Linked DNA regions of Homo sapiens: region 2 is linked to region 1. The links are chromatin loops, found by intact Hi-C in ENCODE. Cell type or tissue: mammary epithelial cell. All regions are shown on one strand. Each heading gives the region's core, and the rest is flanking DNA. Links, peaks and the distances in the headings are about the cores only. Region 1 has its middle 8.7 kb from the start of FERMT2. Region 2 has its middle 47 kb from the start of CDKN3.

Evidence for each region. Peaks named below come from ENCODE experiments on the same cell type or tissue, not always from the same donor. Only the 100,000 strongest peaks of a DNase experiment are listed, where the experiment ranks them.
Region 2: a loop joins it to region 1, with 12 times the contacts of the local background. A loop is called at or near these places in 3 of 110 quality-filtered maps.

What each region holds. Positions count from the first base shown.
Region 1 is chr14:52,951,491-52,967,951 of GRCh38, reverse strand. No RefSeq gene overlaps it. Among named protein-coding and RNA genes, the nearest start is that of FERMT2, 8.7 kb to the right of the region's middle. RefSeq lists an enhancer at 15,625-16,203. In mammary epithelial cell, for the core only: a CTCF peak has its summit at 6,645 (motif pointing right); a DNase peak (open chromatin) is centred at 6,661.
Region 2 is chr14:54,341,728-54,358,188 of GRCh38, reverse strand. No RefSeq gene overlaps it. Among named protein-coding and RNA genes, the nearest start is that of CDKN3, 47 kb to the left of the region's middle. In mammary epithelial cell, for the core only: a CTCF peak has its summit at 9,999 (motif pointing right); no DNase peak of the experiment used is centred there.

The sequences.
Region 1 (16,461 bases), core at 2,689-10,688:
AAATAAAATGTCCATACTACCCAAAGCCACCTACAGATTTAATGCAATCCCTATCAAAATACCAATGACATTCTTCACAGAAATAGAAAAAAATCCTAAAACTTATGTGGAACCACAACAGACACAGAATAGCCAAATCTATCCTAAGCAAAAAGAACAAAACTGGAGGAGTCACATTACCTGACTTCAAATTATTATACAGAGCTATAGTAACCAAAATAGCATGGTACTGGCATAAAAACAGACACATAGACCAATGGAACAGAATAGAGAACCCAGAAACAAATTCACACATTACAGTGAACTCATTTTTGACAAAGGTGCCAAGAACATACATTGGGGAAAAGATAGTCTCTTCAATAATCCTTGGAAAAGTGAATATCCATATGCAGAAAAACTAGACCTCTGTCTCTCACCATATACAAAAATCATATCAAAATGGATTAAAGACTTAAATCTGGTCAGGCATGGTGGCTCACACCAGTAATCCCAGCACTTTGGGAGGCCAAGGCAGGAGGTGTGCTTGAGGCCAGAAGTTTGAGACCAGGCTGGCCAAAATAGCAAAACCCCATCTCTATCAAAAATACAAAAATTAGCCAATTGTGGTGGTGCACACCTGTAATCTCAGCTACTCAGGAGGCTGAGACACAAGAATCACTTGAACCCAGGAGGCAGATGTTACAGTGAGCCAAGACTATACCACTGTACTCCAGCTTGGGTGACAGAGCAAGACTCTGTCTCAAAAAAAAAAAAAAAAAAGACTTACATATAAGGCCTCATACTATGAAACTATGACAAGAAAACATTGTGTAAACTCTCCAGGACAATTGTCTGGGCAAAAATTTTTTGAGAAATACCCCACAGGCACAAGCAACCAGAGCAAAAATGGACAAATGGTATCACATCAAGTTCAAAAGCTTCTGCACAGCAAAGGAAACAATCAACAAAGTGAAAAGACAACTCACTGAATGGGAGAAAATATTTGCAAACTACCCTTCTGACAAGGGATTAATAACTAGAATATAAAATCAGCTCAAACAACTCCATAGGAAAAAACTAATAACCCAATCAAAAAACGGGCAAAAAATTTGAATAGACATTTCTCAAAAGAAGATATACAAATGTCAAACAGGCATATGAAAAGGTGCTCAATATCACTGAGCATCAGAGAAATACAAATCAAAACTATGATGAGATATCATCTCACCCCAGTTAAAATGGCTTATATCCAAAAGACAAGCAAAAACAAATGCTGGTGAAATGTGGAGAAAAGGGAACCCTCATACACTCTGGGTGGGAATGTAAATTAGTACAACCACTATGGAGAACAGTTTGGAGGTTCCTCAAAAAACTAAAAATAGAGCTACCATATGATCCAGTAATCCCACTGCTGGGTATATACCCAAAAGAAAGGCAATCAGTATATTGAATAGATGTCTGCAGAATCCTGTGTTTGTTGCAGCACTGTTCACAAAAGCCAAGATTTGGAAGCAACCTAAGTGTCCATCAACAGATGCATGGATAAAGAAAATGTGGTACATACGCACAATGGAGTATTATTCAACCATAAAAAAAAAAGAATGAAATCCTGTCATTTGCAATAATGTGGATGGAACTGGAGGTCATTATCTTAAGTGAAATAAGCCAGGCATAGAAAGACAAACATTGCATGTTCTCACTTACTTGTGGGATACAAAAATCAAAACAATTGAACTCATGGACACAGAGTCCATGAATAGAAGGTTTGTTACGAGAGACTGGGAAGGGTAGTGGCTGGGGTTGGGGGCGTGGTGAGAGGGGAGGCGGAGATAGTTAATGGACACACAAAAAAATAGAAAGAATGGAGAAGGCCAGGAGCGGTGGCTCACGCCTATAATCTCAGCACTTTGGGAGGCCAAGATGGGTGGATTACTTGAGCTCAGGGGTTCAAGACAAACCTGGGCAACATGGTGAAACCCCATCTCTACAAAAAATTAGCCAGGCATGATGGTGTGCACCGTGGTCCCAGCTACTCAAGAAGCTTAGGTGGCAGCATGGCTTGAGCCCAGGAGGCTGAGGTTGCAGTGAGCCAGAGTTGTTCCACTGCTCTCCAGCCTGGGCAACAGAGTGAGACTACATCTCAAAAAAAAAAAAAAAAAAAAAAAAAGGATGAATGAATGAGACCTACTATTTGACAGCACAACAGCATGACTAAAGTCAATAATGACTAAATTGTACATTTTAAAAATAGCTAAAAGAGTATAATTGGATGGTTTGTAACACGAAGGATAAATGCTTGAGGAGATGGATACCTCATTTTCCATGTTATCATTACATACTTCATGCCTGTATCAAAATATCTCATGTACCCCATAAATATATACACCTACTATGTACCCACAAAAATTAAAAATAAAAAAATTAAATATAGTAAAACAGTAAGAGGAAATGGAGACAGTAAGTATAGACAATGCTTAAAATTTTTTGGAGAAGTTTGACTGTGAAGGGAAGGACAACAGCAAAGGAGACAGTAAAGTCTGAGGAGGGCTTTCTGACTTCTTCTCTAGCCTCTCAAATGATGGGAAAGACTTGAGCACATTTAAGTGCAGATAAGAAGCCTCTGGGTCAAGGAGAGAGTTTAAAGATGCAGGAGAAAACACTGGAGAATCTATTGAGAATAGGAGGAAATGGGATGTGGGCACAGATGGATTAATCTTTGATAAGAACATGAACACCTCTTCTGCCTAATGGCAGGGAAGGAAGAGAGACCATCTTGTGTAGATTTTGACAGTCCGGAAGGTTTGGTAGAGTAAATCAAGGGAGTTATTCCCTTGGCTCCAATTTCAATGGGAAATAGGAGATGAAGTCATAGGAGAATGAGGAGTGAGGCTAGGTTGCAAAGGGCCAGGGTTGACTAATCAAAGATAGTAGACAAGATTGAAGGACAGTGTCTATGACAAAGATAAGGACAGGATCTATGCATATTGATATATTTGGTTACAGCTCAAAGATCAGAGCACACTACTAAAAAAGCATGTGGGGCTGAGAAACTCATCAATATTTATATGTCGTGCTGATGCTCTTGGTTCTAATAGTCTTTACGAGTTTAAGTTTCTTAGTGGCACAGAATCCAAGATATGCACCCTTTCATTCTTTCATTCATTCATCAAATTCTTGTTGAGCACCAGTCATGTGCCAGGTACTATGCTAGGTGCTTGGGAGATATGGCTGTGAACAAAGTAGAACAAGGCTGGGAGCCTTAGGGACCTCTATTCACATGATCATGACATGAATTGTGCCCACGGAGCTGGAATGGTGCCAGTGCATGGAATTGGAAAGTCTCTCCCTTCAAGGGGCTCTTATAATGGTAGAAAAGAAGGCTGGCTGGGATGAAGACAAATATGCTGTATTAGTCCGTTTTCACACTGCTATAAAGAAATACTTGAGACTGGGTAATTTATAAAGAAAAGAGCTTCAATTAATTCATAGTTCCACATGGCTGGGAAGCCTCAGGAAACTTAAAATCATGGCAGAAGGGGAAGCAAATACATCCTTCTTCACATGGTGTCAGGAGAGAGAGTGAGTGCAAGCAGGGGAAATGCCAGGCACTTATAATACCATCAGATCTCATGAAAACTCATTCCCCATCACGAGAACAGCATGGGGAAAACTGCCCCCTTGATCCAATCACTTCCCTCCCTGGACACATGGGGATTACAATTTCAGATGAGATTTGGGTGGGGACACAGAGCCAAACAATATCATAAGCTAACAAACAAATGTGATAATTTTGAATTCTTGGTAAGTTTTATAGGAGAACAAAAGCAAATGAGGAAATAGAAAGTAATGGGGTGGTGGGGATGCAGTGTGGTAAAGGCTACTACAGACTGCCTGGCCAGGAAAAGCCTTGCTGAGGGATGATACTGGGGCTGAGAAACATAGAGCCACAAGAAGAGGCAGGGAAAAGCCTGGGGGCCAAGGGAATGGTATGTGCTAAGATAGAAAAGTAAGGAGTCCTGAATGACTGGATACAGTGAGCAAGAGGTCAGCAAGGTAGACGGTCCAGATCCTGTGAGGCCTTTCAAGCCATGATAAGGAGTTTGGATTCTATTCTAAGTGTGATGGAAAGCTACTGATGTTATTAAGAGAAGAGTAAATGTTGTGATTTACAGATTTAAAGGATCACTCTGGCTGCTGTGTAGTGAAATGGATTGGAAGGGGAAAGATCAGAGAGGCCACTTAGGAGGCTACTGAATAAATAATATAAGTGAGAAGACAGTAGCTAAGATTAGGGTGGGGTGGTGGAGGTGGAGAAAAGTGGAACAATTTGGGATCTGTTTTAGAGACAGACCAACAGGATGTAGTGTTAAACTAGTCATTGCAGACTGGCAGTAAAGGAAAGTGGAAAATCAAGGTTGACTCCTAGTTTGTAAGTTGAGCAAATGGGTTGAATGGTGATATTATCTGATGGGATGAAAAATACTGGGGCAGAAGTAGATATTGGAGGAAAAGTCCAGAGTCTCACACTGCACATTTTAGTTTGAAGTGCCTACTACACATGGATCTACAGGTCTGGAGCTTCAAGCACAGGTCTGGGCTAGAGGTTTGGAAATCATCAACAGAGAGATAGTATTTTAAGCCTCAAGGTATGAGGAGATCAGCTGGAGAGAGAATGTATGTAGAGAAGAAAAGAGGTACTATAGCATGCTGACTTCAGAGATCAGCTAGAGGATGAGCCAGCAAGAAAGCAAGGAAGTCTGAAAAATGAGAAAAGAGAGGTAGAGGAAAAGCTCAAAGACGGCAATGTCCAGACTCCAAGAGGAGTGTGTGTTCAGAAAGAGAGAGTGGGCAAGCGGCTGAGAGAATTCGAAGAAAAGGATGGAAAGGGCACCATTTCTTATGCCACATGAGGATTATTGGTGACATTAAAAAACTGACTCAGTGGACTGATAGAAACAGAGGTATTGGGGAGGAAAAATAATTTTCCCTCAACCCCTCGTAGTTCTTAGCTGGGATGCCTATAACAAAAGACAGATTAACAAAAGAAAAACAAACAATTTAATTAATGCATACAGCACACATCATCTGGGAGAAATTTCAATGAAAAGTAACTCAGATCAATGGCTTATACAGCATATACAGCATCTTCAACAAAGAACAATACATTTGTAGAGAACAGACAAAGAAAAGCAATTTTAGACTTCTAAGGAAAGTTAAATATATTGGAGGAAACTAACAGATAAAATTTGTTTGCAAATCACTCTGGTGCCATGTTTGGGTTGGTAAGAGTCTAGAGTGGTCTCCAGCAAAGGAGAATTTATAGCCTGTCTTTAGGCAGAAAAGGAGGTTGGATAAAGAGAGCTTTTCCTCTACTGCATCTTAATTGCCTTTAGCTCAAAAATAATTTTTATGTCAAAGAGGCAGTTTTGATTCATACAGATGTGAAAAAAAGAAGCATATTTTGAGGTGACATGTTTTCTTCAGATGCAAATGTGGGGGTGAGTTTTAAAGTAATCGAAAATTGAGAAAGCAAAGCTATTACATACAGGCCTTTCATTTGAGTGGTTTTGTGTTTAAAGGAACACAGAAGTAAAAATATAGGGAGATATGTGATCGAGAGGGACTTGTTTCTTTATGTATCTAAATGGAAGATAGTAGAGTCTGTTTATATGGTGAAGGAAATTATATGGAACCTAAAAATGAAGAGTTATCTTTTTTTTTTTTTTGACACAGGGTCTCACTCTGTCACCCAGGCTGGAGTACAGTGGTGCAATTACGGCTCACTGCAGCCTCGACCTCCCAGACTCAGACTCAAGTGATCCTCCCATTGCAGCATCCCAGGTAGCTAGGACAACATGTGCATGCTACCATGGCCGGCTAAGTTTTAAAAATTTTTTATAGGTTGGGGGGGTCTCCTCATGTTGCCTAGGCTGGTTTTGAACTCCTGGGCTCAAGCAATCCACCTGACTTGGCTTCTCAAAGTGCTGGGATTACAGGCCTAAGCCACCACCCCTGGTCAAGAGTGTATCTTTTAATAGGTGTAGGGACACATTTTCATTTGTTTACTAAGTTCTTGTATTTGTTTTGCTTTATTTTAGAGATAGCATCTTGCTCTGTTGCCCAGGCTGGTCTGAACTCCTGGCCTCAAGTGATCCTTGCATCGTGGCCTCCCAAGCCAAAGCACTGGGATAGAGGCATGAGCCATCACACCCGGCCTAAATTCTCCCTTTTATTTTCTTTCTTTCTTTCTTTCTTTCTTTTTTTTTTTTTTTTTTTTTTTGAGACAGAGTCTCACTCTGTTACTCAGGCTAGAGTACAGTGACACGATCACAGCTCACTGCAGCTTTCACTTCCTGGGCTCAAGCAATCCTCCCACCTTGGCCTCCCAGGTAGCTGGGACTACAGGGGAACACCACCATGCCCAGCTAATTTTTTGCATTTTTGGTGGAGACGGGGTCTTACCATGTTGGCCAGGCTGATCTCAAACTCCTGGATGCCAGTGGTCCACCCCCTCACCCCGCCCCAGCCACCCGGCCTCCCAAAGTGCTGGGATTACAGGCTTAAGAGCCACTGCACCGAGCCTAAATTCTTAATGAATTATTTGTTGAATTTAGTTCAAGAGAGAAGAAAGGTTTATACAGTGACACCTCCCAGGCACCAGATGGCAATGTTCAGCTGCTGTTCTGTTCCCTGTCACCTGAGAGCACCCTCTCAAGAGCTAGTAGATAACATGCACTTCTGTCCTTCCAAGGTGGACTGAGTTGGCCCTAGGGCAGTTGAAATTTTAGATGACTTTCTGGTTTGGCTCTTTTAGTGGAATTGCAACTCCTGGGAAAGAACAGAGGGTTTATGCATTTAAAGAGGACATTGTGTTACAAAGGACAAAGGGTAGGGAACATTTCTCAGAATGGGTTTGAGAGTCAGCAGTTTACCTGCCACCCAAAACTAGGAGGAACCAGCTAGACAATAAATAACACTAAAAATCAGGGAGAAGCCTACATGTTTATTAACAAGGAAACACTGATCCATCATTGTAGGATGAAGGCAGCTGTGAGGACTGGATTCTTGGCCTGTGGATTTCCAGTGACTCTCACAGGTGGCAGCAGCACTTCTAGGCTGGCAAATGCACTTCTGTGCTGTCACCGCTGGTTTCTCTATGGCCTCTGACTCTCTGCCCTAGTTATACTGAAACTAATCTCAATCACATCCTTCCTTTCTTACATCCTGGCCCAGATCTGACCTGGGAAGGGCTTCCATCCGATCAGCACAATAACTCAAGCAGCCCCACCCTCTCGTTGACTAATATTGACAGTATTTGTTTAAATACATTTGTGATCAACTTACTCTAGCCTCTTGGGCCTTTCTACTTTTATAAGATGGTTAAAGCCTTCCAACAACCCAATCTTGAAAATTGATGTGTATTTCTTCTAGCTTGGCAGGGCTTTTCCTATTTCCTCCTGGATATTTGGAATTATCCCAATGAAGAATCTTTTAAACAAATATTTCCTCTTATATTCTCTTTTTCTTTTTTTTTCCTTTGTTCTTCCTGATAACCACAAATCAATCTAAATCCCCCTTACGTTTTTCATAGTCTTTACTCGTGCTTAGGTCTTCTTTGCTTTGAAAAGTGTCTTTGTTTCTGGTGCACCTCCAAATTACCATCTTATTTCTTGCTTTTCTTTCCCTGGCAAACCTCCCTTTATCTTCTTTAACTCTTGGAAATCTGTTTTCCATCAGCTTTAGAATTGTCCTCTGCAAGGTTAAGAGTAACTTTTGCCAGTCACTATTTTCCTGAACTTTTCTATGTCATTTGATACTGTTGACCAACCTTTCTTTCTTCAAATAGTTTTTCTTTCTTCTTTTTTTTTTTTTTGGCTCACCTAACTAATCTGATTCTTTTCTCAGCTCTGATCCTTTCTTCTCTGTTACCTTAGATAACTCTTCTTCCTACTTCTGCCTGTGGGGAACAGCGACCCAAGGGGCAGCCTCATTTGGGGACTCTGAGCCATTCATTAGGGCTCACTTCTGTGTTAATGACTTCTCTGTGTGATCTGATCGTCTCACAAGACTGCCAGCCTTCTTTATCTAATTGTCCTTTAAACATTTCCACTGAATGTGATGCTTTCACCCCAAGTTCAGTATTACTTTTTAAAAACTCTTCATCTTTACCTGGCTCCCTGAAATCATCTCCTTTAAACTTCCATTTCCCTGTCCAGGAGTACCCCTGTTATTCCAGTCACCTCAGCATAAAAACTTTGAAGCATTTATGACCATCTTTTTTTTAGACCTAGGTTTTAGTCCCAGATCTTCCACATACCAGCTGTGTGGCTTATTTAGGACAAGTTGTATAACCAGATAACCGATCTGTCCATCAGTGAACTCACATTAAATAAGGATAGTAATAAAAACTAAGGGTTATTGTAAGGAACATTTAAAGTGACTTGACAGTGCCTGGAACATCAAAAATGCTCAGAAACTTTTTGTTAATACTATTTTTGAAATCCCCTGCATCCTCCACCCCCTATTATTTATCTTACCAACCAAAGGTTTTTTTCTTACATCTAAGTTATGAACAGATTCCGAACCAACCTTTCAGATTCCAGTCCCTAGCTCTTTCAAACCATCATGCATGTTTTTACCAGATTAATCTTACTTGAACATTGCTTTCATAATATTACTACCACACATCAACATTTTTTTTTTTTTTGAGATAGCGTCTTGCTCTGTCACCCAGGCTGGAGTGCAGTGGCACGATCTTGGCTCACTGCAACCTCTGCCTCCCAGGTTCAAGGGATTCTCCTGCCTCAGCCTCCCCAGTAGCTGGGATTACAGACGCATGCCAACACACCAGGCTAATTTTTGTATTTTTAGTAGAGAAGGGGTTTCACCATGTTGGCCAGGTTGGTCTCGAACTCCTGACCTTGTGATCCACCCACCTCAGCCTCCCAAAGTGCTGGGATTGCATAAGCCACCGCGCCTGGCCCACAAACCAATTTTTAAATGGCTCCTCTTTTTTTTTTTTTTTAAACCACAGAGTCTAAACTTCTGTCCTTCCTGGTTTGGCTTCACTCTGTGGCCACCAACCCCAAGCATCTCCTTAGCATTTATTCCTTTCTTCTCCTGGCTGGTGAGCATTCCATACTCACTTCTGCCTCGTGATTTTCCCATGCTAATTGTCTTGATAGGCCTAACTCCATCTACTCCTTTGTCTGCTTAGCTTTATCGTCTTCAGAAAACATATCATGACTTCGTTAATCAGCTTCTTACAGAGTCTAGACTATCACAGTCCTCAAAATGGATCTGTACTTCACAATTTAGCCTTTTATTTTTGCTCCCTTTTTTCCCTTCTGATTTCTTTATTACTTTATTATTATATAATTCACATACCATAAAATTCAACGTTTTCAAGGATACATGTCAGTAGTTTATAGCAGCAGTCCCCAACCATTTTGGCACCAGGGACCGTTTCGTAGATGACAATTTTTCCACAGACTGAGGTGCAGCAGGGTGGGGTGGGGGAATGGTTAGGGGATGAAACCGTTCCATCTCAGATCATCAGGCATTAGATTCTCATAACAAGCGTGCAACCTAGATCCCTTACATGTGCAGTTCACAATAGGGTTTGCATGCCTATAAGAATTTAATGCTGCTGCTGATCTGACAGGAGGTGGAGCTCAGGCAGTAATGTTCATTCGCCCGCCACTCACCTCCTGCTGTGCAGCCCAGTTCCTAGCAGGCCACGTACTGCTACCGGTCTGTGGCCCAGGAGTTGGGGACCCCTGGTTTATAGTATATTCATAGAGTTGTGCAGACATCACCACTATCTAATTTCAGATCATTTTTATCACCCTCAAAATAAACATTGCACGTATTAGTAGTACTTCCCATTCTTTCCTCACCACCCTCCCCGCTGCCCCCAGTTCCCAACAACCACTAATCTGCTTTCTATCTCTATTGTTTTGCCTATTCTGGATATTTCACATAAGTGGAATCATACAATACCTAACTTTTTGTGTCTGGTATCATTCATTTGGCATGATTTCAAGTTTATCCATTTTGTGGCATGTATTGGTACTTAATTCTTTTCTTAGGCTGAACAATCTTTCTTTCTTTCTTTTCTTTTCTTTTTTTCAGACGAAGTTTAACTCTTGTTGCCCAAGCTGGAGTGCAATGTTGCGATCTCGGCTCACTGCAACCTCCACCTCCTGGGTTCAAGGGAATCTCCTGTCTCAGCCTCCCGAGTAGCTGGGATTACAGACGTATGCTGCCACGCCCAGCTAATTTTTGTATTTTTAGTAGAGAGGGGGTTTCACCATGTTGGTCAGGCTGGTCTCCAACTCCTGATCTCAGGTGATCCGCCCACCTGGGCCTCCCTAAGTGCTGGGATTACAAGTGTGAGCCACCATGCCCAGCCGAACAATATTTCATTGTATAAATATACCACATTTTGTTTATCCATTAATTACTTGAAAGACGTTTGGGTTGTTTTCATCTTTTAGACATTATGAATATTCATGTATGTTCAAGCTTTTATGTGGGCATATGTCTTCACTTCTCTTGGGTATACACCTAAGAGTAGAAATGGTGGGTTATGGGATGTCTGAATCTATCTGTGCTGCTGCAACAAAATACCACAAACTGGGTAGCTTATAAACAATAGAAATCTGCTTCCCACACTTATGGAGGCTGGAAAGTCCAAGATCAAGAGGCCAGCAGATTTGTGTCTGATGAGGGCTGCTTTCTAGTAAACAGTTGGCACCTTCTCGCTGTGTCCTCACATGGTGGAAGGGGCAAATGAGCTCCATTAGGCCTCTTTTATAAGTGTGCTACTCCCTTATTAAAGGGATTAATGATCTAATCAAAGGCCCCACCTCTTTATTTTTAATTAAAAAAATTTTAAAGTTTGTTTTTAGAGACAAATGAAAACAACAAAAAAAATTTTTTTAATTTGATTTTAGGGCCTCACTCTGTCATCCAGGCTGGAGTGCAGTGGCATGACCACTACTCAATGCAGCCTCAAACTCCTAGGCTTGGCCAGGCGCAATGGCTCATGCCTGCAATCTCAGCACTTTGGGAGGCTGAGGAAGGCAGTTTGAGGTCAGGAGTTCAAGACCAGCCTGGGCAACATGGTGAAACCCTGTCTTTACTAAAAATACAAAAATTAGCCAGGCATGGTGGCATGCCAAGTAGTCCCAGCTACTTGGGAGGCTGAGGTAGGAGAATCACTTGAGCCCAGGAGATGGAGGCTTCAGTGAGCCAAAATCGTGCCACTGTACACCAGTCCAGGTGACAGAGTGAGACCTTGTCTTGAAAAACAAAAGAAAAAAAAATTCCTGGGCTCCAGCAATACTCCCACCTCAGCCTCCTGAGTAGCTGGGACTACAGGTGCCCACCTTGATGCCCAGATAATTTTTTTTACTTTTATTTTTGCAGAGACATGATCTCACCATGTTGCCCAGGCTGGTCTCAAATGCCTGGGCTCAAGCGATCCTCCCACCTAGGCCTCCCAAAGTGCTGAGGTTATAGGCATGAGCCACTATACCAGGCCTTCCCCATCTCTTAATATCATCACATTGGGGGTTTGGATTTCAACATATGAATTTTAGGAGGACACAAACATTCAGACCATGGTAGCTATGTATATGCTAACTATATCTATATATATATGGTGACCATATATATAGTAACTCTATGTTTAACTTTTTGAGGAACTGCCGAACTGTTTTTCAAAGCAACTTACCATTTGCTTTCCCATCAGCAGCGTATAAGGGTTGCAATTTTTCCACATCCTAACCAACACTTGTTATCATCTTTTTTATTATAGTCCTTCTAGTAGGATGTGAGGTGTTATCTCATTGTACCTTAATTTGTATTTCCCTGCTGATAAATGATGTTGAGAATATTCTGTGTGGCCATTTGTATGTCTCCTTTGGACAACTGTATATCCATATTCTTTGCCCATTTTTAGTTAGGTTATTTGTCTGGGGTTATTGTTGAATTGTAATAGCTCTTTATTTATTTTTTATACAAGTCACTGAAAATATATATGATTTGCAAATATTCTTCCCATTCTATAAATTGCTTTTTCACATTTTGGTTGCTGCCTTTAAAATATAACTATTTTAAACTTTGATAAAATCCAACTTAACTATATTTTCCTTTGTTGCTTATGCCTTGATGTCTTATTTAAGAAGCCATTGCCTAATCCAAGGTCATAACGTTTAGTACTATATTTTCTTGGAGGAATTTTATAGGTTTAGACCTTACATTTAAGCCTATGCTGTATTTAGTTAATTTTTGTATATGTTGTACGTGGCTGTCCTTTCTGATGTTTTAAATATAAGCCTCCTGTATCAGATAGATGTTCCTTAAGAATTTGTGACATGTGTTATACATTTACATGCCTGTCTCAATGTCCTACACTGTGCTAGACACATAGTTACTGTGTTTGTACGTGTGAACATTTGATATTTTTGTTGAGGTGAAGAATATTTCACAAGATGTCCTGGTGTTCAAACTTAAGTCGGTGGGGGGAGGTGGGGGAAAAGGTATCCCGAGCATGGTTTCCTACATAAAACTTTCTGTAACTAAAGCAGTAAATGTAAGCAGTGCATTTCTTTCCCCTTAAAGATTTCACTGTTATCTCGGAGCCCTTCTTTGGTCTGTGAAAACAGCCATATTCCTAGCAAATCTTGTTTCTCAGTTTGCCAGTCCTTTTCTTGCTAATTACAGTGACTGCCCATTTCTGTCAAAAAAGTGGCTTTTGCAACCTCCCTTCCCATTTAGATCACATTCCACACCCCTGGATTTCTACCTCTTTAGTAGCGTTATTGGTGTGTGCCATTTTTGGCAATCCCCAAGACAAAGAAAGAATTCTACCCACCTGGTATTTGACAAGAATAATTCATTACATTTCATCTTGCTGGCCTCATGTCGCATTTTCAAGTCCCCCCTTACACATTTCACACCCACACAAATCCTCTCTTATTTTCTCCTACCCCCATCCTCTCTCCTTCTTTCAAACCCAGGGGTTATATTTTGAATTGACCTTCTAGAAATATAAAGCACAGTGCAAGTAGGCACAGAAAAAAAGCTAAAGTCAACCTGAGCATTACCAAGCCCGAGGGCTGCATTTGACGGCAGATCTGTGAGGCACTGCTTGGTCTAAATCTAAGTCCAGTGCTTGGTACCTTATTTGGATATTGCTGCTTTCATTGCTTGAGCTGTTCTTCCAAACACTGGCGTACTCAGCTACTTTTCAGTATGATGTAAGTACCACAAGCATTGCATTGTCCTAGTGGTTCTAGCAGGGGATTTCAGATAAGAGTCTACATTTGAATACATTCTAAATCTTAGGTAGAAGTGAATATTTAAGAAATGCACTTGAAAGCGTCACTTGATAAACTGGAAAAAAAAAATCCCAGTTTCAGAGAGGTGAGGCTGACTCCTCTTTAATCTTCAAAGCAAGTGACAGCTTGAAATAGTCAAAAAGAAGGCCTGAAGGGATCAGCTGCACCCAACCTAATCTAATTATTCTTCCACTGGTACTTAACTGAAGGTCCTTGCCTTCCTGTGCATTAATTGCTCAAATATATACTGCTGACTTTCTAAAGCCAGTAAAGTGTCTTATGAAGCTATACTCAAGCGATTTCAAATGTTAAGAAATAGGGCAGTTATTCACAATATTAAAATTCCCCACCCCCACTCTCTGTCACTAAATGTAGAGAACATTCGTAGAAGTGGATTCAGGAAAGCACGGTAGTTAGAGCAGTCGGTGCTGTCGTGGGGGTGTTCAGAAAGTAACTCTTACTGGAAAGTGGGAAAATAACTAGAATTTGGAAACCGAGTACAGATGCTCTGCAACTTATGATGAGGTTACATTCTGTAAATTGAAAATATTGTAAGTCAAACATGCATTTCATATACCTAACCTACCGACGAACATCACAGCTTAACCTAGCCTATCTTAAATGTATCCAGAACATTTACATTAGCCTCCAGTTGGGCAAAATGATCCAATATGAAGCCCATGTTATAGTAAAGTGTTGACTATCTCATGTAATTTATTGAATACTGTACTGAATGTGAAAAACAGAAAGGTCCTAGGGGTATTCAAAGTACGGTTTCTACTGAATGCCTATCGCTTTCACACCGTCATAAACAAAAAATCATAAGTCAGGGACCATCTGTATTAAAAGAGTTTCTAAACCATGACAGTTGGCTTCAACAATTTTGTCTGAAGGAAAGGGAATATTCAGAAAGGGCATAGATATTTTAGGTTCTAGAAAGGCATGTTTAGAAAGCCATAATTTTTTTGTAGCTTACTGGAGCATGTGCAAATGTCATAAGATACAATTCTTAGCTTCATTCCCAGCTCCATTTTAAATCTCTACTCCAAAATAAATAAATAAATCTCTACTCCACCCCTCTAAGCCTCCCAATCCCCACCCACCTTTTTTTTCTTGTTTTGTGCCACTTATAATGTATACTATCTCACAGTTTATGCATCCTTATACGTTGCCATAAATCTTTTGGGGGATAAAGTGGGGGAAATAAATAAGTATATTTTTAAAGTGGGGATTTTCCCATTGAGATTTGTTTTTTGTTTTTCTGCGATCAATCCAGGCTGGAGGGCAGTGGTGTGAATACAGCTCACTGCAGCCTCCACCTCCTGGGCTCAAGTGATCCTCCTGCCTCAGCCTCCCAAAGTGCTGGGATTATAGGCATGAGCCACTGTACCTGGCCCCTGAGATTTCTCCATGGAACAGACCCACTGTTTCTTTGACATTTGTGTTGGTTTGACACCAGCATGTTTTCCATTTTCTCTGTACCAAGCTATTGTGAATTTGTGGACAATGAAAATAATTTGAAATCTCTGCTCTTAAAGAACTCAAGTTTTCTTTAGAACTATTTAAAAAACACCAAAGGAAACCTCTGAAAATCCTGTCCATCGTTCAGTCAGTAGCTGCTGTATCCAGTGTCTATCATCGTGAATGTCATGGCATGTACAGAGAAACTGAAATGCTGGATGCAATTCTAGGTGGTGGTGTAAAGTTTTTGAGTTGGCAGAAAATAAAGAATAAAAGAAAGAAAAAACTTCCGTGATCTCAAGACCCAGAGAGCTTCTTAACATTTTGCTGTATTTCCTTACAGTCTTTTTCTCTGAACATTTAACGTAAATAAGCTCTTAATTTTATAGCTGCATATCCAGTTCTGCAGTTTTGTGCCCTAACAAGCAATTCCTTAATTTATTAAAAACATTTTCCTGTATATTTTCAACCCCATAATTTACATAAACTCCCTCATCTCCGGACATTCATATTGCTTTCAAGTGAACTATTTGGAACGTCCACGAGTAGAAATATTGGAGAGTAGACAGATAAGAGACTGAAGGCATCAATTTCTCCATGATAACTAGCTAAAAACACTGTAGTGGTTTTCCCTATTTTTTTTTCTGCCAAGCCTTTGGCATCTGACTAAATTTTGCTGCTTTCACTCCTTTCTGAGTTCCACCCCTTTCTTGAGGCCTCTCATCTTGTTTCCCAGTAATGTTAATGAACAAAAGGTTATCTGCCTAGCGAGTTCCTTTTCCAAGCGTTTGAGACAATTCGACAAGATTATGAGACTGCGAACTGGAGTCTTTTATCTTTAAAAGGTATTTTAATCTGAGCCTTCTTGACGTTTATTTTCTGAGCCCATGAATTTGCTAGCGAGGCAGTTTCTCTGGTTTGCTGTTTCTGAAAGGAGTTCCCTCAACAGAGTACAACAGTTAATGGGGGAAGTGGAAACAAAAGCGGGAAGCAGGAGGACCGTTCCCCATCACTAGCCAGTCTTCAACAGGTGAAGTTGTTTAGCTCTTCCTGGTACCTGCAGGCACCGTTCCAGAAGTATTAAAATCCAAGGTGTGGCTGAGGGTGGGATGGAACATGTATCTCCATCTAACAGCTTTAATAGACTGTTAGTTCTAACTTGCATATAAAAACACACAAATAAGTACAAAGAGCTGGAGAAGCTGGGGAAACAGTTTCTGAGTAAAACCTGTGGCACTAGGTTGTGTCTTTCCTTTCCCCTCAGGCAAGAGCATCATCTGTTTGACTGGCATCTGGCTGGAGCGTCCGAAGGGGTTAAGAACGCTTGCAAACTCCTGGGAGTCCAGTAGGAGTTGCTGATGGTGCCGGACATTGCTTGCAAAGCAATTTTTGTGGTTCACCTCCCTCGGGGTTTTCTTATTCTTTTGTAGGACATTCAAGGAGTTGGTTTGGGCATTTACTTTTTAAAGTTTCTCCGTCCCAGACTCCTCTCTCCAGCTCCCGGGGTGCGGCACCTCTCACCTCCCTGAGGCTTTTTGTCTCGCTGCAGGCGTGGGGAGGGGGCGAGAGGACTTTGTTCTCCGAAAACGACCTTGCCCTGGGAATTTCCTGGGGCCGTTTCTCACGGACAAGCCCCCTCTCCCTGCTGCCAGCGCGGACACACGCCGCGGGG
Region 2 (16,461 bases), core at 5,287-13,286, 1.4 Mb before region 1:
ACAAATTACATTATATTAAAAAGCTTCTGCACAACAAAGGAAACAGTGAAGAGACAACCTACAGAATGGGAGAAAAATTTGCATATACATCTCATAAAGGGTTAATATCCAAAATATATAGAAACTCAACTCAATAGCAAGAAAAGAAATAACCTATTTAAAAATGGACAAAGGACCTGGACAGACATTTCTCAAAAGAAGATATACAAATAACCAACAGGTATGTGAAAAAAATGCTCAATATCACTAATTATCAGGGAAATGCAAATTAAAACCACAATGAGATACTACCTTACCCTGTTAGAATGGCTATTATCAAAGAGACAAAAGGTAACAAGTGTTGGTGAGAATGTGGATAAAAGAGAACCCTCATGCCCTATTGGTGGAAATCTTAAATTAGTATAGCCATTATGGAAAACAGGATAGAGGTTCCTCAAAAAATTAAAAACAGAACCATCATGTGATCCAACAATCCCACTACTGGATATATATTTAAAGAAAATCAAATCAACTTGTCGAACAGACATCTGCACTCCCATGTTTATTGCAGCATTATTCACAGTAGCCAAGATACGGAATCAACCTAAGTATCTGTCAATGAATGAAGGATTTAAAAATATGGTATATATACACAATGGAAATCTATTCATCATAGAAGAAACCCTGTCATTTGCAACAACATGGATGAATCTGGAGAACATTATGTTAAATAAGCCAGGCACAGAAATACAAATACTACATGATCTCATTCATATGTGAAATGTGAGAAAGGTGGTCTCGTAGAGGTAGAGAATATAATGGTGGTTACCAGGATCTGAGCTGGTTGGAGGAGCAGGGGATACAAAATTTCAGTTAGAAAGGATGAATAAGTTTAAGATATCCATTGTATGACGTGGTGTCTATAGTTAATATATTCTTGAATAATGCTAAGAGAGTGGATTTAAAGTGTTTTCACCACAAAACTTATACCTATGTGAGATAATGCATGTTACTTAACTAAAGGTAGCATTCTACAATGTACATATACCTCAAAACAATGTGTTTTACATGGTAAATACAAATAATTTTACCTGTCAACTTAAAATTTTTTTTTTAAAAACTTTCCCCCATGAATCCCTTCTCTCTAAAGCATTTCCTAACATTCCTTTACTCCACTTTAGGGAGAACCAACTCTTTCCTTTGCACTCCAACAGAGTCTGTGGAATTTTTCTTTCCATGATGCACACTCTAAGACTCTAAGCTCCAAGAAGACAGATTTCACGTCTTAATTATCCACTTATCCTCCAGACCTAGCACAGTGATTGGCACATAGTAGGCACTCAGTAAATTTTTGTTGAATGAATAAACTAGACAGTAGTTAGTTGCCAAGATGTATGCTTTCTAAAATTGGGACTAATTTTTATTAAAAAATTGCCAAAATGATACAGCTGAAAACTTAATATCATTCCAAGATCCTCATAAATATTGATGGTTCTTTTGGAAGCTAGTTTCCAGTGATGGTCCCCAGTGAAACATGCCTCCTAGTACTCTTGTGTAGTTCCCTACCCTTGAGTCTGGGCTGGCCCTGTGACTTGCTTTTTGACCAATAAAGTGAGGTGGAAATGATACTGTGTGACTTCCAAGGCTGGGTCAGGTCTTACAGCCTCTATCCAAGCCTCTTGGAATGCTTGCTCTTGGGATACTTCCTCCGGGATCCCAGCTACTGTGCTGGGTGGAGCTCAGGTTACATGAAGAGGCCACATATAGGCTATGTGATGTGCTTTCCCAGACCACTGCTGGGCTCTTGGCCAACAACTAGCTTCAACTGCCATCACAGGAGTGAGGCACAGTGAACGTCAGGCCCACTGAGCTTACAGATTGAAACTCACTCCTCCATTTGACTGCAACATGACGTCCCTGGATGAGAACTGTCCAGCTGAGCCCATTCAACCTTCAGAATTGTGGGAGATAATACTAAAATTGTTTTAAGCCAATAAGTTTTGGACTGGTTAAGCAGCAATGGATAGCCAGAACACCTTTGAAATGAATAAAATATGTTTGAAATTATTAGGTCAGGATAGTTTAAATTGTCTTGCTATGATTGACTTTGGAGTTCTGCGCTACATTATTTCACAAATAACCTACTTGACCTCATGCCTCAATGATTGCTTTTAAGTGTACAGTTTCCTTTATTTAGAGAGTTAGTATTGATATATTTACATAGTTATCTTTAAAAATCTTAGTTAAGTTCTCTAACACATTGATACACACCAAATTTTTAAACAGTGACTAACAGGATGATGAAAAATGACAGTATAAATTCCATCCTATAGTAGCCAGTAAATTTTTATTTTATTAGATTGAAACTAAAAAAAATCTTTTAATGACCCTATTAGTCATTCTCTAGTAAAATAACCTGTCGCAGGATTTAGTAATATTTATTTCACTTCTATCTGTTGGATGGTTCTCTCCCTCCATTTAGAAATTAAACTATAATTTACACACAGTAAAATCATGCTTATTTGTATATAGTTTTATAAAATAGATGCGAAACTATTCAAATGTATAGTTTCTACATTTGACTAATTAGATAGCTGTGTAACTACTGCCACAATCAAGATACAGAATAATTCCATCATCTTCCAAAGTAGTCCTGTGCCCCTTTATAGTCAAGTCTCTTCCCAACCCCTGGCTACCACTGATTTAAAAAAAATAATTTACTGAAGTGAAACTCATATAACATAAAACTAACCATTTTAAAGTGAACAATTCTGTGACATTTAATACATTCACAATGTTGTGCAACACTACCCCTGTCTAGTTTGAAAACATTTCCATAACTTCAAAGTAAAATTCCTTACAGTTATCTCCCTCTTTCTTGCTCCCCAGTCCCTGGTAACTATCAATCTGTATTCTGTCTCTGTGGATTATCTAGTCTGGATATTTTATACAGATGGAATCATATATGACCTTTTGTATCTGGCTTTAACTTAGCATAATGTTTTCAAGGTTCATCCACATTGTAGCAAGCATCAGTACTTCATTCTTTTTCATGGCTGAATAATATTCCACTGTATGTATATAATCTATATTTTTTGTCCCTATAATTTTGCCTTTGCAAGAGTGTCATATAAAATGCAATTATATCATCTATCAGCTTTTGAATCCAATGAGATGTTTTGATCTGTGCTTTTAGAGTGTGTGGATACCTTCCCTATCATTTACTAAACTTTTTTTTCTCATGGTTTTGTGGTGGCATGATATTGTGGACTTATAACTTATGTGTACCCTCCTGCTCTATGCTTTATCAAATTTACTCATTTTTACATTGACGCCTTGCCCTAAGCCTGAACACTCAATGTTAGTCACCATCACTTTAAGGAAAGATCTTTGGTGTGAAATCGGTGAACACAACTTCTGAATCTTCATTTTAAATTCCAAAGCCATTTCATGGGTATAAGCAAGATTTGTGAAGAACACTTTAGGAGTCGGGATTATTTTTCCCCCATAAGACACAGAAGAGAAGAAGAAAACTGTGGGCTGGAGAGGTGAGATAGAGGCAGGAGTAAGTGATCTCTGAGAAAGCAGAACCTTCTGCTACTCACACCCATCCTAGAGAGCAGCGCTGGGGAAGGAGCAGTGTGCTGGTGAGGGAGAAAAGGAAAAATGAGTTGGGCAGACAGCTAAAGATGGGTCCTTGGTAAAACTCCTTCAAACAGAGAAACAGCCTGAAAAATCAAAGCTATAGGCACAAACAGCAGCCTGGGGAAAACTCAGGCTGCAGCTGCACAGATAAGAAAGCAAGACCCAACACAGCAGCCTTTGTTCTTGGTGTAATCAGCAGGCTCCCAGGAAAAAGTTTCTTCCCCTTTTCAGGTATGTACATGGGAGGCTCCATGGGAACTTGCATGGGGAGGGGGTGGGGCCTTACCCAAACATACCCACAGTTGCACAAACAAGAGAAGCTGCACTTTGTGCTTTCCTAAAAAGACATGCCCACAGCTGCAAAGATTAGGAGAGTTACACAGACAGCTCCACAGATAAGGGAAGTTACACAAACAGCTGCAGAGATGAGGAGAGTTTCTCATAAAAGCTTTTGGATTCAACTGTAAAAACGGCAACTCCTCTTTTGGGCCCTCTTTCCATGGCAACACCTCTTTTGGGCCCTCTCTTCTTTCACTTATTAAACTTGCACTCCAACCTCGCCCTTTGTGTCCACACTCCTTAATTTTCTTGGTTGTGAGACAAAGAACTCTGGGTGATACCTCACAAAGAGACTGCTACATTGTGGTGCTTTGGCTGAAAGCCAAGAGGTAACAAACTGTGTAACACTGGGACATTGAGATCCACATGGGCACACAAGGGCAGAGGGAGCTTGAGATGATGTCCAGGATGAGTTCTGGGACAGCATGCCATGCTCTGGGGCTTCCCTCCCACACTGGTGGGATGCCTCATACAAGTAAAGACAAGGAGCGTAGGTATCAACACAGCCAACAACCTACCTGGTTTCCTGCCCTTGGAAGAGCACAGTTTCATATCACTCAAGAAGGGCTTGCGAATTAGCCAAGAGGAAGCGTGAGGGCAGGTGGGCCTGAAGGTGTCCCTTGGTAGAAAGACCAGCATTTTGAGTGCTCACTTTGTGGCTGGAGACGAGATAGGAATTCAGCTCCCCCAGCACATGCTGGCTCTGGAGGGTCATCAGATCTGAGGACCAAACTGAGCAGAACATCTCAGCAGTTGCCAGTGTAAGGCAGATGATGGCCACAAGGGAGGAGATGCCTTTTCCGGGTGTCACAGTGCTACACAAGTCCCCAAGAGCTTAGAAACGACCTTGAGAAGAGGAGGAGGAGGAGGAAATGCTGAACTGTTTTTAAATTTGAAACTGCTAACGTACCTGGAGTTAGCTAGGAGTGTAATTTCTGCCAGCAGTTGGAATTGGAACTTGATAGAGATGAGGAGTGGCAGACTTACTAGCCTCTGTGTGCCTCAGTCGTTTCAGCTGGCAAAGAGGGAGGTGGTCATAGTACCTCCCCATGAAGGTTACTGTGAGGGTTAAATAAGGTAATGTGTGCACAGAATTTAGGATGGTGCCTGGCACACAGCAAGCATTCAGTAAATGTTTGCTCTCATTGTCTGCAAAATGCATACCTACATACCACGAACAAACAAACTGAAAAACAAAAAGTGACAGAAAATACATTGTTGGAAAAACTTACCTATGGTAGTTCTGTGGTATTGACAAGTGAACCAGGAAGTCAGACTTCCTGCCCTTTGGAGCTTTCAATTTAAGACATATTCAAACTTTTGACAGTCCCTAATGTTGCCAATAAAGCTAAAGATGAAATAAGTGTTGACTGCGGCCAGGCGCGGTGGCTCATGCCTGTAATCCCAGCACTTTGGGAGGCTGAGGCAGGCAGATCATGAGGTCAGGAGATGGAGCCCATCCTGGCTAACATGGTGAAACCCCGTTGCTACTAAAAATAGAAAAATTAGCCAGGCATGGTGGCACGCACCTGTAGTCCCAGCTACTTGGGAGGCTGAGGCAGGAGAATCAATTGAACCTGGGAGGTGGAGGTTGCAGTGAGCCGAGATCATGCCACTGCACTCCAGCCTGGCAACAAAGCGAGACTCAGTCTCTTAAAAAAAAAAAAAAAAAAAAAAAAAATTGTTGACTGCACGTTAAGCATCAGCCAATTGAGATGATAAGACTGGTTATTTTAGGAAGGCTTTATAGGGTCTTTGCATCTGGGGAGTAACCTGGGATCTTTTATTAATTTTTTTTTATTATACTTTAAGTTTTAGGGTACATGTGCACAATGTACAGGTTAGTTACATATGTATACATTGACATGCTGGTGCGCTGCACCCACTAACTCGTGATCTAGCATTAGATGTATCTCCCAATGCTATCCCTCCCCTCTCCCCCCACCCCACAACAGTCCCCGGAGTGTGATGTTCCCCCTCCTGTGTCCATGTGTACAGTAACCAAAACAGCATGGTACTGGTACCAAAACAGAGATATAGATCAACGGGACAGAACAGAGCCCTCAGAAATAATGCCGCGTGTCTACAACTGTCTGATCTTTGACAAAGCTGAGAAAAACAAGCAATGGGGAAAGGATTCCCTATTTAATAAATGGTGCTAGGAAAGCTGGCTAGCCATATGTAGAAAGCTGAAACTGTATCCCTTCCTTACACCTTATACAAAAATCAATTCAAGATGGATTAAAGACTTAAACGTTAGACCTAAAATCATAAAAACCCTAGAAGAAAACCTAGGCATTACCATTCAGGACATAGGCACAGGCAAGGACTTCATGTCTAAAACACCAAAAGCAATGGCAACAAAAGCCAAAATTGACAAATGGGATCTAATTGAACTAAAGAGCTTCTGCACAGCAAAAGAAACTACCATCAGAGTGAACAGGCAACCCACAAAATGGGAGAAAATTTTTGCAACCTACTCATCTGACAAAGGGCTAATATCCAGAATCTACAATGAACTCAAACAAATTTACAAGAAAAAAACAAACCCCATCAAAAAGTGGGCAAAGGACATGAACAGACACTTCTCAAAAGAAGACAGTTATGCAGCCAAAAAACACATGAAAAAATGCTCATCATCACTGGCCATCAGAGAAATGCAAATCAAAACCACAATGAGATACCATCTCACACCAGTTAGAATGGCAATCATTAAAAAGTCAGGAAACAACAGGTGCTGGAGAGGATGTGGAGAAGTAGGAACACTTTTATTTTTTTTTTTTGAGACAGAGTACAGTGACATGATCACAGCTCACTGCAGCCTTGACCTGCCCGGCTGAAGTGATCCTCCCACTTCAGCCTCCTGAGTAGCTAGGACCACAGGTGAGAGCTACCATTGCTGGCTAATTTTGTTTAGTTTTTGTAGAGACAAGGTCTCACTAGGTTGCCCAGGCTGGTTTTGAACTGCTGGGCTCAAGTGATCCTGTCTCAGCCTCCCAAAGTGCTGGGATTACAAGCATGAGCCACCGTGCCTGGCTTTCACCTGGGATCTTACCTTCAACCTTGTACCTTGATGGGCTTGACTCAGTGTAACTCTTCCTATAATCTGACACTCTCTCTTTCCTTTCCATATATATTACATGCAAAAATACTTTTCTGTTCAGCCAACCTTTTCAGTGGTTCAAAAGATGTATTGGTCGGCCGGGCACAGTGGCTCACGCCTGTAATCCTAGCACTTTGGGAGGCCAAGGTGGGTGGATCACGGGGTCAGGAGATCAAGACCATCCTGGCTAACACGGTGAAACGGTGTCTCTACTGAAAATACAAAAATTTAGCTGGGCGTGGTGGCAGGCACCTGTAGTCCCAGCTACACGGGAGGCTGAGGCAGGAGAATGGCGTGAACCCGGGAGGCGGAGCTTGCAGTGAGCCAAAATTGTGCCACTGCACTCCAGCCTGGACGACAGAGCGAGACCCTGTCTCCAAAAAAAAAAAAAAAAAAAAAAGATGTATTGGTCAATTTGTTAATAGCATATCATTATAAATGTGTTATTGCTAGAAATTAGCAGCCAAAATATAACACGATAGAGTGTTCCTTGTAGCTTCCTTGCTCATCTTACATTGCCCATTGTAACATTTTTAGGATTGTTAACCATATCATTTCTTCATGTTTCACAGTACTGCACTTATAATTAGTGTCTATCAGTGTCTGTTATCATACTGTCCTCTTGGCTTTCAACCAGTTAATTATTTGTTGGATTGCTTTTCAGAGTACTGGCTGCCTTCCCTATGACGTGCTGCCTCCCTTCCCGCTGATCATCTTACTCTTCTGTTCTTTGCTATTTTCAGACACTATTTTGCACTCATTATGCACAAGTTCAAACTTTAGTCATGTGAAGAGAGCTGAGTGCCTTGTCTAATTTTTCAGCACCAAACCAAATAAACAAAAAACGCATAAAGTCCATTTAAAAATATCCACACTGCATCAGGGAACAGAGAAGCTTTTTCTCTCTCATGTGAAATCTTCTCCAGGAAACCACCAGGACTGAGGCCCCCATGGCGCACACATGCTTGCTTTAGGTGCTTACGTTAAGATGGTATTTCATTAGTTTTGGATGGTCCCTTCCACAGAGCTCAGATGCTATGCTTCTTTCTATTTTAAAAGGGGGGACGAAAAGATTGGCTTTTCATCCAAAATACTCATGTTCTTCTAGCATATTAAAATTCATTTGTGACTAAGTCATTATAGTGAAGTACTTGGAAACCTTTCTATTCTAGAGAGTTCTGGGCACAAACACATTTACAGTGTGCACTAATGCCAGGCTCATGTCCTCACGTCCTCCAAGGGACAGGGATGAGCTGGGTCATAAACCAAACAGTGGGACTCTGGCAATCCCTTTTAGCTCAGGCAGATGCAAAATTGAAGACCCAAAAGAAGCCTTCCAAAGGTCACAGCAGGTTGCTCTCAGGAAAAGAGAATCAGTAATTTATTTTTAAGCAATCTCTTAGCCTCTGTGACAGTTATGTTTCCTTGTAAGCTGCTTTGGAGCCACTCACCACTCTGAAATTGCAGAGTAGGCTACGAACAATCCGGCTTCGTAAGAACATGCAAGTGAGGACCCACGAGGAGATATTCTTGTGCTTTTTAAAGTGCTTCTCTCACTTTGCTTCCTAAACTGCCTTAATTGAGGCAAGGGAGCCAACATGAGTGAGTTCCTTCCCGCGGCTTGCTCTGCCGTGGAGTTCAAGGATGCCTGAGCCCTCAAAACACGGCGCGGTGCAGTTGGGCTGATGGGAAGTCCTGAACAGCTTGCTGAATTATTACTTCATTCTCGGCTGAAGCAGCAGGAGGCGAGATGATGAGTGAAGGAAAAAACCCATGGACTCCAGCGTGGGCTGAAGGAACCAAAACAAACACTGAGAAGACAGGCCAATACTGAAATCTGTTTCAAGGATGGAGCGCGCAGGAATGTTTCACCATATTTTGTCTAAGGAACAGATTTCATTTTTTAATGGCTGTATTAATCAGTGGAAGCAGAACGGCAGGAAGGAATCCGTTTTCCCCTCTCCCCAACGCCTCCCGTGGCTCGCCCGGACATTCCCCCCATTCTTTGTACTGAAGGTGGCCTGGAAGTTTTAGAGGCGTGAGACAGGTTCTGAACTCGCATGCCCTTTCTTTCTCCTTCCCGAATAAATTTTGCGTAAGAATATTTGGGACAAGGAATCCACCATGGCGGGGTGCAATAAAAGCGTTTCACAAATTATGATTTCCCATTCTCTAGGCAGTTCAGCTCTGCCTAACAGCTCTAATTTCCTAGACAAATAGTCCTCCCTGTCCTCTCCAGCTGCTCACAGGCGCCTCTCTCTGGGTATTCTTTTTAAAATCCCTCTCCTGGGGAATTTTTAAAAAAGCTTCTCGCACTTTTTCATGCGATTTTCATGGTTCCATCCATCTCCCCACTTTTTTGGTCAAAGCCTTCCTCCCAAATATCAATTGCTTTTTCAACCCGTCCATACTACTGCTCAGCTGTTGGTTGAGCTTCTCCTAGCCTCCTGCTGCTGTCACTGGGCCAATGGAAGCCAGTCCCTTGCCTCTTTGTTCTATTATTTTATGGCAAGATAATAAACTTCTACATTTTTGAAGTACTTTTCACCGACTTGATATCAAGTATTTTGATAATCACAAAGTGATCAAACACATGTTCTCTTTTTCCAGTTACATAATGAGATCAAATATTGATTAGCAGTGAGTAGATAGATGTATATTGTACACACACACATACACCCGACCATCCTCCTTTTGGCCTATGGAGACTGTTACTCCAAAGAGCCGACACATTTGTGTTGACATTTCAGTCATCCAAGAAAGCTGCCAATGTCACTTCCTTTGAATATTTTCCTTCAGTTTTCAGGAAAGAGTTGGTGGGACTAGCTTATCATGGATGGCATGAGCTGAGGGGATGGTAATTTTTCACAAAAGTAGACATTGTTCGAGGCTAATAGTAAGCTGTAATCTAGACTCATAACTGTAGAGGGCGCTCTTGACTTAATAATGACAGCATTGCCATTGTCACTCCAGGAAGCTGGGAGGTGACAGAGTATCCTTTTATTACCAAGTATTTTATGGGGAAAGAGAGAAGGTGCCTTTTGGAATAGACAAGAAATCCATATTGTTTCATATTACCTTTTATAACATGTCTTCTTAAGAATAAGCTCATCATCTAATTCGTAGCCCCTGGTTACAGTTTTGTTGAAAGTGCAGAAGCTTCCAACTAATGAGAATGAATCTCATCAATGTCTCATACCTTGTGTTGGTCCTGCCACTTGGTAATGGGTGCTTTGCGTGCTGGGAGCTGGGAGCGATCTTCCAAAAATGGCAAGTGGGGTGGGCACTCCTTTGCGGAAAAGCCTTCTGTGGGTTTCAATTTCATTTAGCATGAACTCCCCACTTCTTACTGTGCCCTACCAAGGCCTTCTAGGATATAGCTTCTTCCTACACTTCAAGCTCTCTTTCTCTCTTCCTTCCCAGGGGCCGAATCTGGGACAGCACATGGACCTTGCCAAGCGGGGCACACTCTGTGGCATCTGCATTTGCTCTTCCATCTGCACAGTGAGCTCTTCCGTGCATCTTCCAAAGGCTGGCTCCTTCCCATTTCTCAGTCCTCTGGTCATAGAAACCCCTTGGAGGGAACTTTTTTGACTACCTCATCTAAAATAGGCCCGGCCCCAGCCAGCTTTTCTTTTTTAATTAAAAATTTAATTGTGATATAATTCACATAAGATTTCACAAAACACCACATTCACCATTTAAAAGTGTACGATTCAATGGTTTTCGGTATATTCACAATATTATACGGCCATCACCACTATCTAACTTCAGAACATTTCCATTGTCCCCAAAAGAAACCTCATACCATGAAGAAGTCACGGCCCACCTCGCATTCCTCCCAGCCTCTGGCATCCACTCATCTACCGTCTTGTCTGTATGGAATTGCCTGTGCTGGGTATGACACACCCACTTCTTTTTAAATGTTAAAGCACCCTGTTTGTTTCCTTCCTGGCATGGATGTATTTGCTCATTTACTTGTTTACCATTTATTCTCACAATCTATGAATAAGTCGCAGAGTTTCTTCACAATTCAGTCTGCCCAGCCTTAAAGTGAGCCCAGCCTTTCACCATAGGATCCAATCTATGTGGTGGTGCAACCACTTCTGGGGCTACTGTGGAAGAGACTCGTCTGTGGTAGCATGCCCTCCAAGAGTTCTTGAGGGCTCTATATCTTTTGAAGGATTTTCTGCTTTTCACTTGCAACCCACAGAGTCATAACTGATTTAATCACCTTCTTCAGAGTACTGCGTGCATTTGTAGAAGACTCTTTAAGGCCTGGGCTTCTTGCTGCAGCAATAAATACCAGTAACCTTTACAGAGCATGGGCCGTATGTCAGGCACAGGGATATGTGCTTCACTTGTATTTTTTCCACTTGGTTTTATTACAGTCCTGTGAAATAGGTATAATTATTGCATCCCATTTTAAAGATGAGAGAATTGAGGTTAAGGGAATTGGCACATTTTACTCAGCTAGTTTGTGGCAGAGTGGAGACTGGAGTCCCAGCAGTTAGACCTCCAGGGCTCATGCTCTTAACTATTCTGCTCTTTCTTCAGCCTCTCAGACTTCAGTCAAGTGTTAGCACGAAGTGACGGTGTGATGTTTGCATGCGGCATATGAATATTATTGCTCCTGGTAAGATTGTTTACGATGACATCATAGACAAAGAAATGTTTCCTTGAGTTCCTAGTATAGCAGCTGAGCAACAGTTTTTGTTATATGGGATTCTTTTCTGCCCTTTAGTTTGGGAAGTGACCAGCAAGGTGTCCTGGGAATGCCAGGGGGCTGTATAAGTCTTTGCGCATGGATGAAAGGAAGAGGCATGAGATGGAAGCTCATGCTTCCAGAGCAGATGGCCCTTGGAAGAACTTGGTTTCCTGCAGGAGGGTTGACTCCCAGGAGAACTACATCTCAACAGCTTAGCCATGTGTATTAGTCAGAGTTCTCTGGAGAAATATAACTAATACATGATATGTTTTATATATATATGTGTATATATATGTATATATATATATGTGTATATATATGTATATATATGTGTATATATGTATATATGTGTATATATGTATATGTGTGTGTATATATGTATATATGTGTATATATGTATATATATTCATATATATGTATATATATGTGTGTATATATATGTGTATATATATTTAAAGAGATTGATTTTTGAAGAATTGGCTTATGTGATTACAGAAGCTGGAAGTCCCAAATTTACAGGGTGGACCAGTAGGCTAGATAACCTGGGAAGAGCCAGTGCTGTGGTTCAAGTCTGAAGGCTGTCTGCTGCAGGATTTATACTTGCTCAGGAAAGGTCAGTCTTTTGTTCCATTTAGGCCTTCAGCTGATTGAATGAGGCCCACCCATATTATGGAGGGCATTCTGCTTTACTCAAAGTCCACTCATTTAATGTAAATCTCATCCAAAACCACTTTCACAGAAACATCCAGAATAATGTTTGACCACATATCTGGGCTCTGTGGCCCAGCCAAGTTGATATAACCATCAAGGTGAGGTACTCAGTGCTCAGGTCCAGTTCACCTAGGATCTAGGCTGGAAGGCAAGGAGGGCAGTGTTGTTGGGAGGGCATTCTACCTCCTACAAGGTGAGGGGAGTCTGGATCTCATCTACTGTAAGGGATGACCAGTCGGCTCTCCAAGGGTGGTTCTGGTGGAGAAAGATGTGTCTCAGCCATCTTGAGTTTGCCCGGAGACCAAGCACTTGTCAGAGACCCACCTTTGGGTTGGTGGGTAGAAGAGCAGATGGTCTTTGCACTTTCTCACTGGGTGGATCTCAGGGAGTAAGTGATTATTCACCCACAGAAGGCCCACTTGGTGCTAGCTTGAGCCGTCTCTGGATTGTATTCATCCATTCAACAAATACCTGCTGACTGTTTATTACATGCCAGGGCTCTTCTAAGTAGTGGGGATACAGCAGTGAACAGACAAAAATCTCTGTCCTCAAGAAATTTACATTCTGGGAGTGAGAAGAGACAGACATCTAAAGAAAATAAAGAAGTAAAGTAGTATGTTGTAGACCAGATAGTGATAAGTGCCATGAGGAAAAATAAAGGTGAGAGAGGAAATGGGGAATGCCGTGGTCAGTGGGGTGGGGGTTAAGGGGGGTAGGGGTTAGGGGTGCTGGTGGCTTGTACTGTGATGTAGGGTGGTCAGGGAAGGCCTCCCTGTATAAAAGGTGCCTTTTGAGTGAAGAGCAAGTCATGAGGATAACAGGAGGAAGGGAACTCCGGGCAGACGGCACAGCAAGTGCAAAGCCTCTGAGGAAGGACTGTGGCTGCTGTGTCTGAGGACCCCAGAGGCCAGACGGCCTGGGACAGAGTGGGGAGGAGGAGCATGGGGGGAAGTGCAGTGAGAGAAGACCAGGACCAATAGGAGGCCAGAGGGAGTGGGGCCCCAGCACCACTGTGAGGCCTGGCTTCTAATCTGAGAGATCCGGAAGCCAGTGGAGGGGTTTGTGTGGAGGAGTGACACGGTCTGGCTGCTCTGCTGGGACAGACGGTGGGGTGTGTGTGGGAGGGTGGAGGGGAGAGCCGGGCAGAATCAGGGAGACTCTTCCTGGAATCCAGGGGAGAGATGGTGGTACCAGGGACCAGCGTGTTGGGGAGAAGTGGCTGGGTTCTATATCTGCCTGGAAGTTCAGGCTGAAAGGATCTGCGGCCTAGAGTGAGGACTGTGAAGTGTGTGTGTGTGTGTGTGTGTGTGTGTGTGTGTGTGTGTGTGTGTTGTTGAACAGGGGAGGTTTAAAATGTACCTTCCCATCCAGCCCTCTCCTGCACAACCTCACATCAAGGTTGGAAGGGGATGGTCTTTAGACTTTAGGATTTCTGCCCTCAACACGAGTGTCTGAGAACTGCCTTTGGGGGCTGTTGTAGGAGGTGAAACCAATTTGATCATAATGGGAGAGAAAACCCCTCCATGGCCCAGGGTGGATTTACCTGATCACCCATCTTTCCCGGTCCTTGGTGCCGTGTGGACATCTGCGACCCAGTGGCCACTCAAAGGAAATGACCTCATGAGCGTGCCTTTCAAGCCACACAGGATGGATTGGAGTGCGACATTTGGCCGGTCGCTCTGGTTTACACCAAATGCAACAACTTGTGGCCTGCAGATCCTCAGTATAAATAGCTGGAAAAGCCTGACCTTGACAAGCTCATTTCTCATTCCTTTCTTGTTACAGGTAATAGAGCTGAAAATGTGGTTTTAATTATAGCACTAATGAAAACTGAAAATCCAGACAGACACTTGATGAACTCTGCTGCGCTTTATATTACATTTGTGCTAACTACAAAGTGCCCAGCTGGGTGTAACATGATCCCCTTTCCTCGAGCATCCGCCTGACTGAAGCTGTATAATTGATGTGTACTTTGGCAGGAGGTCAGCTTAAAGGGTTTTTTTTTTTTTTCTTTAAGATTTTTTTTTAAACATCTTTAACGGTACTTTGGGGAAAGGGGTACGTTTATTACCTGGGCTGGGAGAACATTTCTCTGGGTTGCCTGACATGCCCCACCCCCATTCCAAACTTCTTCTAGAGCATTCCGTACAGCACCTTCAGGAGAAGCTCCAGGGCCAGAAATGAGCTGAGAGACTGACTTTAACTTGGAGCCCTGTAACTTTGTTGTCGGCCGGTGACTTTACCACGCAGCCCTCCTCTCTCTATTCCTACCTGTCAGAAGGACGTGTTCAGAGTCTCTGTAAGGGACAGTTTCGGTAGCTGTGACATGGAGGCTGTGACCCATTGGCCTTGCATGCTGGCCTTCGTGTGCTGCACTGCCTCTCTCCCCAGGCCATGGGGCTCCTTACACGTAGAGGTGCTGAATAAAATACAGGATGCCCAGTTATATTTGAATTTCAGATAAACAGCAAATGCTTTCAAATTATTTTTGTTTATCTGGAATTCAAATGTAACTGGTCATCCTGTAGTTTCATTTTTGAATCTGGCAACCCAGCTCATAGAGTTTCTGTGGCTGGACAGGGTCTCGGAAGGGACTTAGGAAGAATTCCTGCCCTGACTTAGAGACAATGTAAGGTTAACTCTGCTTTAGCTAACCACAGACCTTCATCCACATCCCATCAGACTACCACATCGCGCTCTCACCCTGCTCCTTAGGCCACACCCTGCATTCACTCCTGTGGTTCTAGATGATTGGAATTCATGGCACAGCCAACCTCAAAAACAATGAAAGGTTCTGTAAAGGCCCACTGGTGATCATGGTGTCTTTACTGGCTGGGTGGGTGGCCAAGTTACATAATCTCTTTCTTGTTTAGTTTGTAATCTTTTTGTTTTTATTTACATTTTTGAATGGGTAATCTATTCATATTACTTACAGAGATTTCAATAAAACATGAAAGGTATACAGTAAGAAGTCTCCCTTTCCCTTTTCTTGTTCAGCCATCCAGTTCCTTCTCTTGTAGGCAACACATACTATTAGTTTCTTATTTTTCCTTCTAGAGATATTTATGCATAGATACACAAATAAGTATATATCCTCCCTCTTCCCGATTTCTACACAGCTGTCAGCATATTGGACCCACTGTGCTCATTGCAGTAAAAGCGTCTTCTTTTCTTCACCTCCAATATCTTGGAGATCTTCTCATACCACAGCATAAAAAACTTATTATTTTTTTAATGGCTGCATTGTGTGGTCATATCATTATTTATTTATTTATTTGAGACAGGGTCTGGCTCTATCACCCAGGCTGGAATGCAGTGGCGTGATCTCAGCTCACTGTAGCCTCGACTTTCTAGGCTCAGGTAATCCTCCCACCTCAGCCTCCCCAGTAGCGGGGACTACTGGCATGTGCCACCACCCCTGGCTAATTTTTGTATTTTTTGTAGAGGTGAGGTTTTGCTATGTTGGCCAGGCTGGTCTTGAACTCCTGGGCTCAAGCAATCTGCCCACCTTGGCCTCCCAAAGTGCTGGGATTATAGGTATGGGCCACTGTGCCCAGCCCCATCATTTAATCAGCTTCCTTTTGATGAACATTTATGTGGATTCCAATTGTTTGCTGTTACACACAGCAATGCAGTACATGCATTATTTGTATTTATGTGAATGCCTTAGGTTAAATTCCTAGATACGGAGCTGTTGGGCCAGAGTACATGCATACATTTGTAGTTTGCCAAGTTGTTCTCCATGTTAGTTTCCCATAGCTGCTACAACAAATTACCACAAATGCAGTGGTTTTAAACAGCACAAAATTATTATCTTACAATTCTGGAGGCCTAAAGTCCTCAAACCAAGATGTGGCAGGGCTGTGCTCCTTCTGGAGGCTCTAGGGGAGAATCCATTTCCTTGCCTTTTCCAGATTCTTGAAGCTACCTGCATTCCTTGGCTTGCGATCTCTTCCTCCATCTTTAAGGCTGGCTG